Linked DNA regions of Homo sapiens: region 1 is linked to region 2. A link is an interaction called in ENCODE POLR2A ChIA-PET data of the cell type or tissue named here. Cell type or tissue: GM12878. All regions are shown on one strand. Links, peaks and the distances in the headings refer to the core of each region. The heading gives the core; the rest is flanking DNA.

Region 1 (5,751 bases), core at 712-4,711, 160 kb before region 2:
TAAACACCAAAGTACCCAATACAATATTTCATACCAAAAAAATAAATAAGTGGTTTCTCTACTGGATGAGATAAAATGCTTTATCTGGAACAAAGCAAACTTTACAGTTGATTGTAGCTTAATAATATACTTTTAAAAATTTCTGTCAAACAATTTGGTAATAGATTTCATTTTTTTATTTTATTTTTTCTAAATTTGGTGATAGATTTCAAAAGCCATAAAATGTCTATATCTCATTTCAATGACTTTCATATTACATACACAAAAAGCTAGGTATGTTGTAGAAAAATGCTTATAATATTTACGGAAAAAATCATGTTATACATTCCACGTTACTGTATATGCAATTATATTAAAATGTCTATTCACATGCAAAAGGCCTAGAAAGAATTAGATAAAAATGATAGCAGGAGTTCTTTAAAGATATCAGAATTCTTGGTAATTTTTCAAAGCTTTCAAGAAAGTCCTTCCCACCTTTTTCACACGGAGAAGAAAAAAAAAATCAGTAAAAATATAACAAACCTCTCGTACATCATTGGTCATAAGCCAGAAGCGATTCTTTAAATTGGATTCAGCCAATGCTGAGTTTATAATCCTAGAAAATGTTTGACTCTCTTTCTCCATCCAACAGATATGATTTAAAATAACAGTTTCAGCAACTCTTCTCATCACGCCTCTTAAGACAAATTCTCCCAAACTTGATCCAGGGAGACCTCCTCTGGAGATGAGAGAGAAGTTCAGTTTGGAGTTCAAACCTTAAGCAGTGTCTGAACGACTCCAATAAAGAAAAACTGTCTTTTAAAATACCTTAGTTAGCGTCTCTCTTTGCATCTAGCTTACGCCAGCCAAGCTAGAGGCAACATAATCAGCTACACTTTATGAAATAATGAGAAAGAAATTCTCAACAGAATCATCAAAAAATGGAGAGCTAACTACTTGGGTCAAATTCACTTGGCCCAATATATCTTGCTTGAAAATAAAGACTGTTTGGGAAAAGACATGTTGCAAAATGAATTTCCACTTCAGTAAAGTCTTAATGAAAATAACGATCATTAACAATCCTTGGAAAACCAAGCTCATGTATTTATAAATATAAGATATTACCATATTTCCCAATTTAACAATGTATCCTAGCAGTTTGTTTTTTTTTTTTAAATGGAGTCTCGCACTGTCACCCGGGCTGGAGTGCAATGGTGTGATCTAGGCTCACTGCAACCTCCACCTCCCGAGTTCGAGCAATTTTCCTCCTAGCAGTCCTTTATTGCTGATATTGACTCTGTAATACCAGCACTTTGGGCGGCTGACGTGGAAGGATTGCTGTAGGTCAGGAGTTTGAGACCAGCCTGGGCAACATAGCAAGATGCCATCTCTTTAAAAAAATTTTTTTAATTAACTGGGCATGCTGGCATGCACCTGTCGTCCCAGCTATTCAAGAGGCTGAGGTGGGAGAGTTGCTTGAGCTCAGGGGGTTGAGGCTGCAGTGAGCTATGATTGCATCACTGCACTCCAGCCTGGGTGACAGGGCAAGACTTTGTCTCAAAAAAAAAAAAAAAAAAAAGGAAGAAAGGGGCCTGTTAGGCCAAGAGCTTGGTGTGAACAGGGGCTCAGTGACTGGAGGACCCACCTCCTGCCCCGGGAGAAGTGAGGAGGCCAATGTAGCTGAAGTTGAGGGATGAGATTGGAAGTTCTACAGAGGTTCCAAGGCATCCCCAGGGAGGTCTTGAAATCTATGCCAAGAACTGGCTGTCATTTTCTAGCAACAAGAAACCCTAGGCAGGGAAACTAGTTACAATATTGCATCAACCAAGATCTCAAGTAATAAGTCCCAAGCCCAAATGGTAGAAGTGAGAATGAAGAAAAAGGAACTTGAGACTTTACGAAAAAGAAAATATATATATAATGAAAGAATTTGGCCTTGGCCCTACATCTAGCCAATTATTTAGGGAGACACTTCAAGTACTTTGGGGAAGGAAACAAGATGAGTTCTGCAGAAACACACACAGGCATATAAGTAATTAAGGAGGGGGTCCGGCCCACTTGTATGTGGTCTGGAAGGTTGTATAAAATACCTCCACTAGCCTGCTAGCCATGTTACTTCTAGAAGTTGACTTTTCCTTTTTTTATTTTTTATTTTTATTTTTTTGAGACAGTCTCACTCCGTCACCCAGGCTGGAATGCAGTGGCGTGATCTTGGCTCACTGCAACCTCCGCCTACTGGGTTCAAGCAATTCTCATGACTCAGCCTCTTGAGTAGCTGCGATTACAGGCACGTGCTATCTACCACACCCGACTAATTTTTTTGTATTTTTAGTAGAGACAGGGCTTTGCCATGTTGGCCAGGCTAGTCTCAAACTCCTGACCTCAGGTGATCCGCCTGCCTTTCCTCCCAAAGTGCTGGGATTACAGGTGTGAGCCTCTGCGCCTGGCCCCTTTTTTCATTTTAATATTGTTGTAGTGGTACCCAGAGTTATCATTGCTTTCAATGTAAACAGTAAGGATATGTTTCAAACATTAGATAGGAGTCACTCTCATGTCATTATCCTACCATATCATTTTTTTTTTTTTTTTGAGACAGAGTTTTGCTCTTGTTGCCCAGGCTGGAGTGCAATGGCACGATCTCAGCTCCCTGTAACCTTCACCTCCTGGGTTCAAGCGATTCTCCTGCCTCAGCCTCCCGAGTAGCTGGGATTACATGCGCCCACCACTACACCAGGCTAATTTTTGTATTTTTTAGTAGAGACAGGGTTTTGCCATGTTGGCCAGGCTGGTCTCGAACTCCTGACCTCAGGTGATCTGCCTGCCTCGGCCTCCCAAAGTGCTGAAATTACAGGTGTGAGACACTGCGTCTGGCCCCTACCATATTTTTTTTAATGCAACATAAAAAAAACTTACAGAACATGTAATTTAGGGGATGAGTATTGCATTTCCAAAAAAAAAAAAGCTACACATAAATTTAATTTAAATAACAAAGTCCTCCAGTACCTTCAGTCTGAAGAGTTTATAAATAGAGACATAATTACTGAGGATTTTTCTATCATACCACCACACTTCACACACACACACCAGAAGATACATTTACAGGCTATTCGTCATATAGATCTTCTTTGACTTCAATATGGATCACATGATTAATAATCCTCAATTCCTTCATGAAATTTTTTGTAGGACTCCAACTGTGTGTAATCATGCAATCTGAGTATTCCAAGCAACTTTATCAAAACTCTTAGAACAAAAAGAAAATAGTCAGACATGGAAGAGAAAATTTGTATTTGTGACCTCCTAATAAACATCTTTTAATCCCCTGTAGCCAAAAGTCTAGATACAATTTTATGTTTGAAGCATGGCAAACCAAGCAAGGAAGGAAGGGTTTGTAAGGTACTAACTGAGGTTTTGCAGAAGTCTGGCCCCAAAACCCATACTGTCCACCATCATGCTATACTGTCCGACCACCATTCTGGGAGTCTCAAAAAAATTGTAAGGATTTCACAAACTTCTCAACACAAAATATATTTCATTCGCTTTTTGTAAAAATTAAATTTTGTGTGTGTGTGTATTTTTATTATACCACCACACTTCACATACACACACCAGAAGATACATTTATTCACAGGCTATTGATTATATAAATCTTCCTTTGACTTCAATACTGGTCACATTATTAATAATCTTTAATTCCTTTATGAAATTTCATATCTATATTAATGAAAATAATAATCATTAATAACCCTTGGAAAACCAACCTCATGTATTTATAAATATAAGATATAATCATATTTCCTAATTTAACAATTCATCTTAGCAGCCCTTTATTGCTGATATTGACTCTGTAATACCAGCACTTTGGGAGGCCAAGGTTGGAGGATTGCTTGAGGTCAGAAGTTTGAGACAAGCCTGGGCAAGATAACAAGATCCCATCTGTAAAAAAAAAATTGTTTTTTTTGAGATAGAGTCTCACTCTGTTGCCCAGGCTGAAGTATAGTGGCACGTGATCTCAGCTCACTGCAACCTCTGCCTCCCAGGTTCAAGCGATTCTCCTGCCTCAGCCTCCCGAGTAGCTGGGATTACAGGTGCCCGCCACCACACCCGGCTAATTTTTGTATTTTTAGTAGAGACAGGGTTTCACCATGTTGGCCAGGCTGTTCTCAAATCCTGACCTCAGGTGATCTACCAGCCTCGGCCTCCTAAAGTGCTGGGATTATAGGCGTGGGCCACTGCGCCCGGCCCCCACAAAATATTTTTTAATTAGCTGAGCATGGTAGCATGTTTATTTCTTCTCCCCTTCCTTTTATTAGGGTGACACGTGATATATAAGAAATAAAGAATCACAATATGTTTGTGTTCTGTTTCACACATCAACAATAATTTACTCAGCCTCTAGGTGCCACATATCATACCAGGCTCCAGGAATCTGATGGTGACAACACCTGACTATCAGTGCTTTTATGGCACTTACCACCTAGTAGGAGATGTAATCAAAAGGAGATCTAATCAAAAGATCCTAGTAATCAAGATATCTCGTTAATAAATGGGAAATCCCAACCAGCTAGTACTGTGAAGGAAAGGTGTCTACTCTGAAGCTTTGCAAGTATAAAAGAATGGGATTCACTGGGGTAGGCACTGGCGGAATCAAGTGCAATTAAAAAGAAGGATCCAGAAACAAAAAGTTATGAGTGAGTAAAATCAGAATGCTTTAATTAATAGAACTGTATAATTCCCTATAGCAGAACTGTAATAGTAATAAAAGCTATCAAGATAAAAACTTACCCTACTATAAAATGTAGTCAGTCAACTAAAACGTTTACATTATTTTGAAGAGCTATCCCAGTGGCTTCTTCACGTGATGTGGGAATGCCATCATTTAAGCAGAAATTAAAATTCACACCAAGCCACAGTGCTCTGCAGCCTCTGGGCACATTTACGGAAAACATAGTGTGGTTTTGGGTGGTATTTTGGCATTTTTAATTTCATGAACTAAAATGTCTTATTTAAAAAATTAAGTTTTGAGTAGGAAGCATTCCTGGTATTCCTTTTGCTACTCCATAAAGCACTTAATCTCCAATAGCACCACTTGAATCATTGCTGTAACCCCCTTGCCTCCCTGTCATCCTCACACTCAGCCTGTCCCCTGCCCATTGCCCCTGGTCCTTGCCCAGTAGGCAGTGCTCAGATGTAGAGTGAGGGGGGTAGGTACTTACTTCCTTTGCTCAAGCAGGGTGATTTCCTTTTTGACCTCATGGTATTCTTCTGCTATTTGGCAGTGCTGTTTGAACACCTCCATGGATTCCTCGGAGTCATGACAAGGCGGCAGGGGCTTCACAAACAACAAGAAGAAATTAGTCCATTTCTTTGCATCAGGATAAATTACCAACCATTTTGCTCGCTGATGTTCTTTAAACGAAGGTTTTTTCTTCTTCTTTTTTTTTTTTAACGTGAGAACAGCATTGTCAGTCAACATTCAACAGAGTTCAGCTGATTCTATTTGACTGAAAATAGAGAGGTGGACAGATAGTCTCCACATTCATCTCCCAGTGTCATTCATGGGCATCTCAGGCCTGAGCCAGAGCCCTGAAATCCATTACATGTCAGTTACCTGCCTTGTGATGGAGTAAAAATAAGTCTCCAAAGGATTCTACCGTACTCCCCGGAAATCTTAGACTTTGCTTTAGAGAAGAGCAGTGGTGGGGAAATAGTTCAGTTGTCTGTTTCAATTATCCCTTGCTTTCTGTTTCTGTAGCCAGGAGGTATAATCTC
Region 2 (5,751 bases), core at 1,197-5,196:
ACAGCTTTGGCCTTGGGAATTCTGGGAAAACTTTTACTTCCTGATTAAAGATACATATGCAGCTAGGCCACCTCCTCCCCCCCTTACTGCCATAAACACCAAAGTGATGACTGGAGCTGGAGGAGTTATTTGAACCACGACGAAGGGCCAAGAGAACCACGAAGATGCCAGTTGCCACATTGTTGAGCTGCTGACCCAACACCAGCCATTGCCTGTCTCTAAACATCTTATGAAATAAAACCAGTTTTGTTTAATTTCTAGGCTTTTTTTTTAAATAGACGGAGTCTTGCTCTGTCGCCCGGGCTAGAGTGCAATGGTGCAACCTCCGCTCACTGCAACCTCCGCCTCCCAAGTTCAAGCGATTCTCCTGCCTCAGCCTCCCAAGTAGCTGAGATTACAGGCGCCCGCCACCATGCCTGGCTAATTTTTGTGTTTTTTAGTAGAGACAGGGTGTCACCATTTTGGCCAGGCTGGTCTTGAACTCCTGACCTCAGGTGATCCTCCCACCTCGGCTTCCCAATGTGCTTGGATTACAGGCATAAGCCACCGTGCCTGGCCAATATCTAGGCTTTTTACTAGCAGTTGAAAGCTAGTTTGTCAAATAGAGTTTTTCAGAGCTTTAGTTTTGCATTTACCCCAGCCTTTTGATACACAAATAGGTGAAGTTTTTCTGAAGTGGAGTTTGCAGTTCCCCACTTTTTGTATACTCACGCTCTGCCCCTGCTCCTGGGCTTGCCTCAGACAAGGCTGAGGCATTAGTAGGGCTTAAACTTTTTTAACAAGCCTCAACAATTCATCAAATTAGTAATTTAGAAAATTTGTTTGGCAAATTGTATTCTGACATTTTTTGTTCTGGAAATGGCTTTCTGTACATTTATTTTTGCCAAATTGACCTAGCATTAAATAAACACACCACCCAGTTTTTGAGGACCTCCATAAACCAGTTAGTTCCAAAAGCATTTATTATTTGCTAATTTGCTAGCATGCAGGTTGATGCAGGTTGATACCAGGTGTTGGATATTTCTTGACCAGTCAGACTTGGTTAAGGAATGGAGTTGGGGTGAGAGACAATGCATTAAGTTAGTAAAAGGTTGTAGGCAAACTATGCTTATCACAAAATGAATCAGTTAGTAAAAGACAGCATATATTATGTAATACAATGTAGAAATCTGAAGGAATAAAATGGAAGAAGGCAATGTGGATAGATCTTAAATATAAAGGTGGTTAAACATAAATGAGAATCAGAATGGTATTTAAAGCACAGTGCTTGTATTGGACCTAAATCTTATGTACGTCCCCAGATTTCCTCCCTGCTGCCCTGTCCTATCGCCCCGTCAGTTGCCCTGGAAATCCCAGTTCCTCTGCTGCCACCAGACAGCCAGGTGGACCAGTTGTGTGTCTAGTTTCTGATTCCTCCAGCGACTAACAGATTTGTATGAAATACCCTACAGAGAATGGAATCTGACATCCCTACCACCAAAGGGGGCAGATGATGCATATATTACTTTAAGCAGCTAAAGTGGCAGCTAAACTGCTAAAACTTTTTCAGTCTCTCTACATTATATTAAAAACCAGATTGCTATGTATAATATGCAGATCTCAAATGTCACATAAACACATAGAATGCAACAGAGTAGTTTTATAAGTTTTCTTTCCTGGGACATCTGTCAAATTTAGACATTTATGATTAAGTCATATAAGCCAGGGAAGTACAGATTTTCCAATCTTGTGATGACCAACTTCCTTTGAGAATGGATAAATGTAGTTAAATGTTAGAAATGTTAGAGTATAAACAATATAGCTTTCTTAGGTTTCTTTCTCTTTTTTTTTTTCTGGAGACAGAATCTGGATCTGTCACCCAGGCTGGAGTGCAGTGGCGCAATCTTGGCTTACTGCAACCTCCGCCGCCTGGGGTTCAAGCGATTCTCCCACCTCATTCTCCCGAGTAGCTGAGATTACAGGTGCGTGCTACCACGCTCGCTATTTTTTGTATTTTTAGTAGAGACAGGGATTCACTATGTTGGCCAGGCTGGTCTTGAAGTCTTGACCTCAGATGATCCACCTGCCTCAGCCTCTCAAAGTGCTGGAATTACAGGCGTGAGCCACCGCGCCCTGCCCAGTTTCTGCCAATGATTATATACTTGATATATAAACATCCTTAAATATAAAATGTTCCGTATGATTGCACATAAAAAATTTGTTCAGCAACGACAATTTGTCAACATATTAATGTAATAAATAGTTTGAACTGGAATCACCTATAAAAAATGATAAATCCTGGAAAGAAACCGTTTCAAGTCAAATTATGTTTAAAAGTTACATTTTTCTAAAGAAAACAAGTATAGGCAGGGAATACTGGCCACATGCCTTGTTTTTTTTTTTTTTTTTTTTTTTTTTTTTTTTTTTTAAGACGAAGTCTCGCTCTGTAGCCCAGGCTGGAGTGCGAGTGCGGTGGCGTGATCTAGGCTCACCACAACCTCTGCCTCCCAGGTTCAAGCAATTCTTCCTCAGCCTCCGGAGTAGCTGGGATTGCAGGCGCGCGCCACTGCACCCCGCTAATTTTTGTATTTTTAGTAGAGAGGTAGGTTTCACCATGTTAGCCTGGCTGCTCTTGAACTCCCGACCTCAGGTAATCCGCCCGCCTCGGCCTCCCAAAGTGCTATTTATTTATTTATTATTATTATTATTAAGAAAGATGCGTATCAGGGAAACTAAAAAAGACAGACTATGGGTGAAATTCCATAAAAGCGGCAATGCAGCCAAGGTTTAAAGGTATTTAAGGGCAGACGCAGAAATTACGTTCCCGCCCCACCCCACCCCCCCAGCGATAATTAGAACTACTTGGGAAAACTAAGTCCATAAAAACTCAGCAAAGGGGCACCACGAGCCTTCCACTTTAACACAATCTGCCAATCTGAAGCCATCAGATCCGGGAAGGGATGTAGGTCGTAATGTCCTTTGCCATCCCTGCGAGGGACAGAGCTGGGCGAGGAAAGATTCCAGATCAGCTTGGAAGTGTCTCCTGGCTGCCTACAGACACCCGGGTATCGCAAGGCGCCCAGATGCTCTGGGGCTGTCATTGACAGCTAGGCTTTCTCTTGTGACCGCGGCAGCTCCCGAGCACTCGCAGGCCTCACACGCAGCCTAAGAGTGCGGAGTGAAGCTCGCTATGCTTCGCGCGTGCGCCTTCCTGGGCCGGGGTGACCCGGAAGCACTAGCTCGTAAGTTGCCGGGATGCTGTGAGCACGGGGACTTATGAGCAGGTCGCGTCACTGCAGCTGCGAGCGCTGCGTTTCGGATTTCGGCAATAGCTTCCGACCCCGGGCTTGAGTCCTAAGCTGCGGACTCGCCTCCCCAGTGGGCATCTCGCAGGCCAGCCAGATGCTGCTTTGGGGCGGAGTTGGACTTTTTATTTTTTTGTTGTTGTTGACGCTTATTATCTTTTGGAAAAACAGGCATAGATCCCCATTCTCGGGACTTCCCAGATGTTGCTGCAACTGGGGGATTAGAGGAATGGTGCACCCTGGGACCCAGGTGGTGCCTTCGAAGTCCAGGGTGTTCCTCGATTTTAACCAGGGAATTACCGAAATGGAGGGTTTTTTCCCCACTGGGGCATTTGGCTTTTCAGATTTTGTAAACCTGCTTTCCCTTGTTCCTCCCACCAACAAATTATATATATTATTTATATGTTATATATAACGTATTACATATATGTATTATATATATGATTACACATAATATGTATCATTATAGGAAGAGTAGAAATAACTGGATTTTAAAGTCACCCACAATCCTGTGTCCAAAAAGACAATATTAAATTTTGGTTTTACATTTTATTTTCTAGTATCTTATTTTTGCATGTGTGTATATGCGGGGTTTTCTTTAAAAAAAAAAAAAACAAATTAGGCCGGGTGCGGCGGCTCACGCCTGTAATCTCACCACTTTGGGAGGCCAAGGTGGGTGGATCACCTGAGGTCAGGAGTTCGAGACCAGCCTGGCCAACATGGTGAAACCCTGTCTGTACCAAAAATACAAAAAATTAGCCAGGTGTGGTGGCAGGCGCCTGTAATCCCAGCTCCTCGGGAGGCTGAGGCAGGAGAATCGCTTGAACCCGGAAGGCAGAGGTTGCAGTGAGCCAAGATCACGCCACTGCACTCTAACCTGGGTGACACAGCGAGACTCCTTCTAAAAAAAGAAAAGGTGCAGCAATGACTAGCCTTGTGCATTCATTTTTCTCCCCCCCATCTTTAACACTTATTTCTTTAACAGAATTATGGAGCGACTATAATTGAAGATGGAAGTTTCGTGGGAAGGGATATTCAACATAGTTAACAACCAATATGACCTGATCACCATCCATTGGAATAGCCATATGTCTAGGGCTGGAATGGGGTTTTAGAAGCCTGATAAATCAGCAATTCACACTTTAGCCAGGAATCAGGGGGAGGTCAGAAACATCCTAGGGAAATGGGAAGGGCAATGAAAGAACATTTCAGAGGGTATCAGAGAATTTTACTATTCTAACACCCATTTAGTTAAACGTGTATAATAATCATCAGCCCAATTTGTATGTTTGCTATTGAAAAGATAAGGATTATAATCTGATTATCTTGTCCTCTTGTGTCCAGAATTGGTGGGTTCTTGGTCTCACTGACTTCAAGAATGAAGCCTCGGACCCTCATGGTGAGTGTTACAGCTCTTAAGATGGCACGTCTGGAGTTTGTTCCTTCTGATGTTTGGATGTGTTGAGAGTTTCTTCCTCCTGGTGGGCTCGTGGTCTCGCTGGCTCAAGAGTGAAGCTGCAGACCTTCGCAGTGAGTGTTACAGCTCTTAAGGCAGTGTGTCTGGAGTTGTTCGTTCCTCCTGGTGGGCTCCTGGTCTTGCTGGCTTCAGGAGTGAAGCTGCAGACTTTCGTGGTGAGTGTTACAGCTCATAAAAGCAGTGTGGACCCAAAGAGTGAGCAGTAGCAAGATTTATTGCAAACAGAAAAAAAAACAAAGCTTCTACAGTATGTAAAGGAACCAGAGCAGGTTGTCACTGCTTGCTCGGGCAGCCTGCTTTTATTCTCTTATCTGGCCCCACCCACATCCTGCTGATTGGTCCATTTTACAGAGAGCTGAGTGGTCTGTTTTGACAGGGTGCTGATTGGTGCATTTACAATCCCTGAGCTAGACACAAAGTTTCTCCACCTCCCCACTAGATTAGCTAGGTACATCCACACAAAGGTTCTCCAAGTCCCCACCAGAGTAGCTAGATACAGAGTGTCGATTGGTGCATTCGCAAACCCTGAGCTAGACACAGGGTGCTGATTGGTGTGTTTACAAACCTTGAGCTAGATACAGAGTGCCGATTGGTGTATTTACAATCCCTGAGCTAGACATAAAGGTTCTCCGCGTCCCCACCAGACTCAGGAGCCCAGCGGGCTTCATCCAGTGGATCCCGTACCCGGGTTGCAGGTGGAGCTGCTTGCCAGTCCCCCGCCGTGTGCCCGCACTCCTCAGCCCTTGGGTGGTCGATGGGACTGGGAGCCGTGGAGTAGGGGGTGGCGCTTGTCGGGGAGGCTCAGGCTGCACAGGAGCCACGGAAGCGGGGAGGGGAGGCTCAGGCATGGCGGGCTGCAGGTCCCGCGCCTTGCCCCGCGGGAAGGCAGCTAAGGCCCGGCGAGAAATTGAGCACAGCAGCTGCTGGCCCAGGTGCTAAGCCCCTCACTGCCCCGGGCCGGCGGGGCGGGCAGGCAGGCCGCTCAGAGCG

Evidence for each region. Peaks named below come from ENCODE experiments on the same cell type or tissue, not always from the same donor. Only the 100,000 strongest peaks of a DNase experiment are listed, where the experiment ranks them.
Region 1: POLR2A ChIA-PET joins it to region 2 with 5 read pairs; 2 of 35 experiments call an interaction of 5 or more read pairs at or near these places.

What each region holds. Positions count from the first base shown.
Region 1 is chr21:29,159,501-29,165,251 of GRCh38, reverse strand. MAP3K7CL (MAP3K7 C-terminal like) reads right to left here. Exons shown (of 5, transcript NM_001286620.2): 4 at 5,196-5,311. Among named protein-coding and RNA genes, the nearest start is that of LINC00189, 31 kb to the left of the region's middle. RefSeq lists a silencer at 590-884. In GM12878, for the core only: no CTCF peak of the experiment used is centred there; no DNase peak of the experiment used is centred there.
Region 2 is chr21:29,000,262-29,006,012 of GRCh38, reverse strand. RWDD2B (RWD domain containing 2B) reads left to right here. Exons shown (of 5, transcript NM_016940.3): 5 at 1-1,629. Among named protein-coding and RNA genes, the nearest start is that of LTN1, 10 kb to the right of the region's middle. RefSeq lists an enhancer at 2,971-3,080. In GM12878, for the core only: no CTCF peak of the experiment used is centred there; a DNase peak (open chromatin) is centred at 3,202; H3K4me3 peaks cover 1,195 bases; H3K27ac peaks cover 1,528 bases.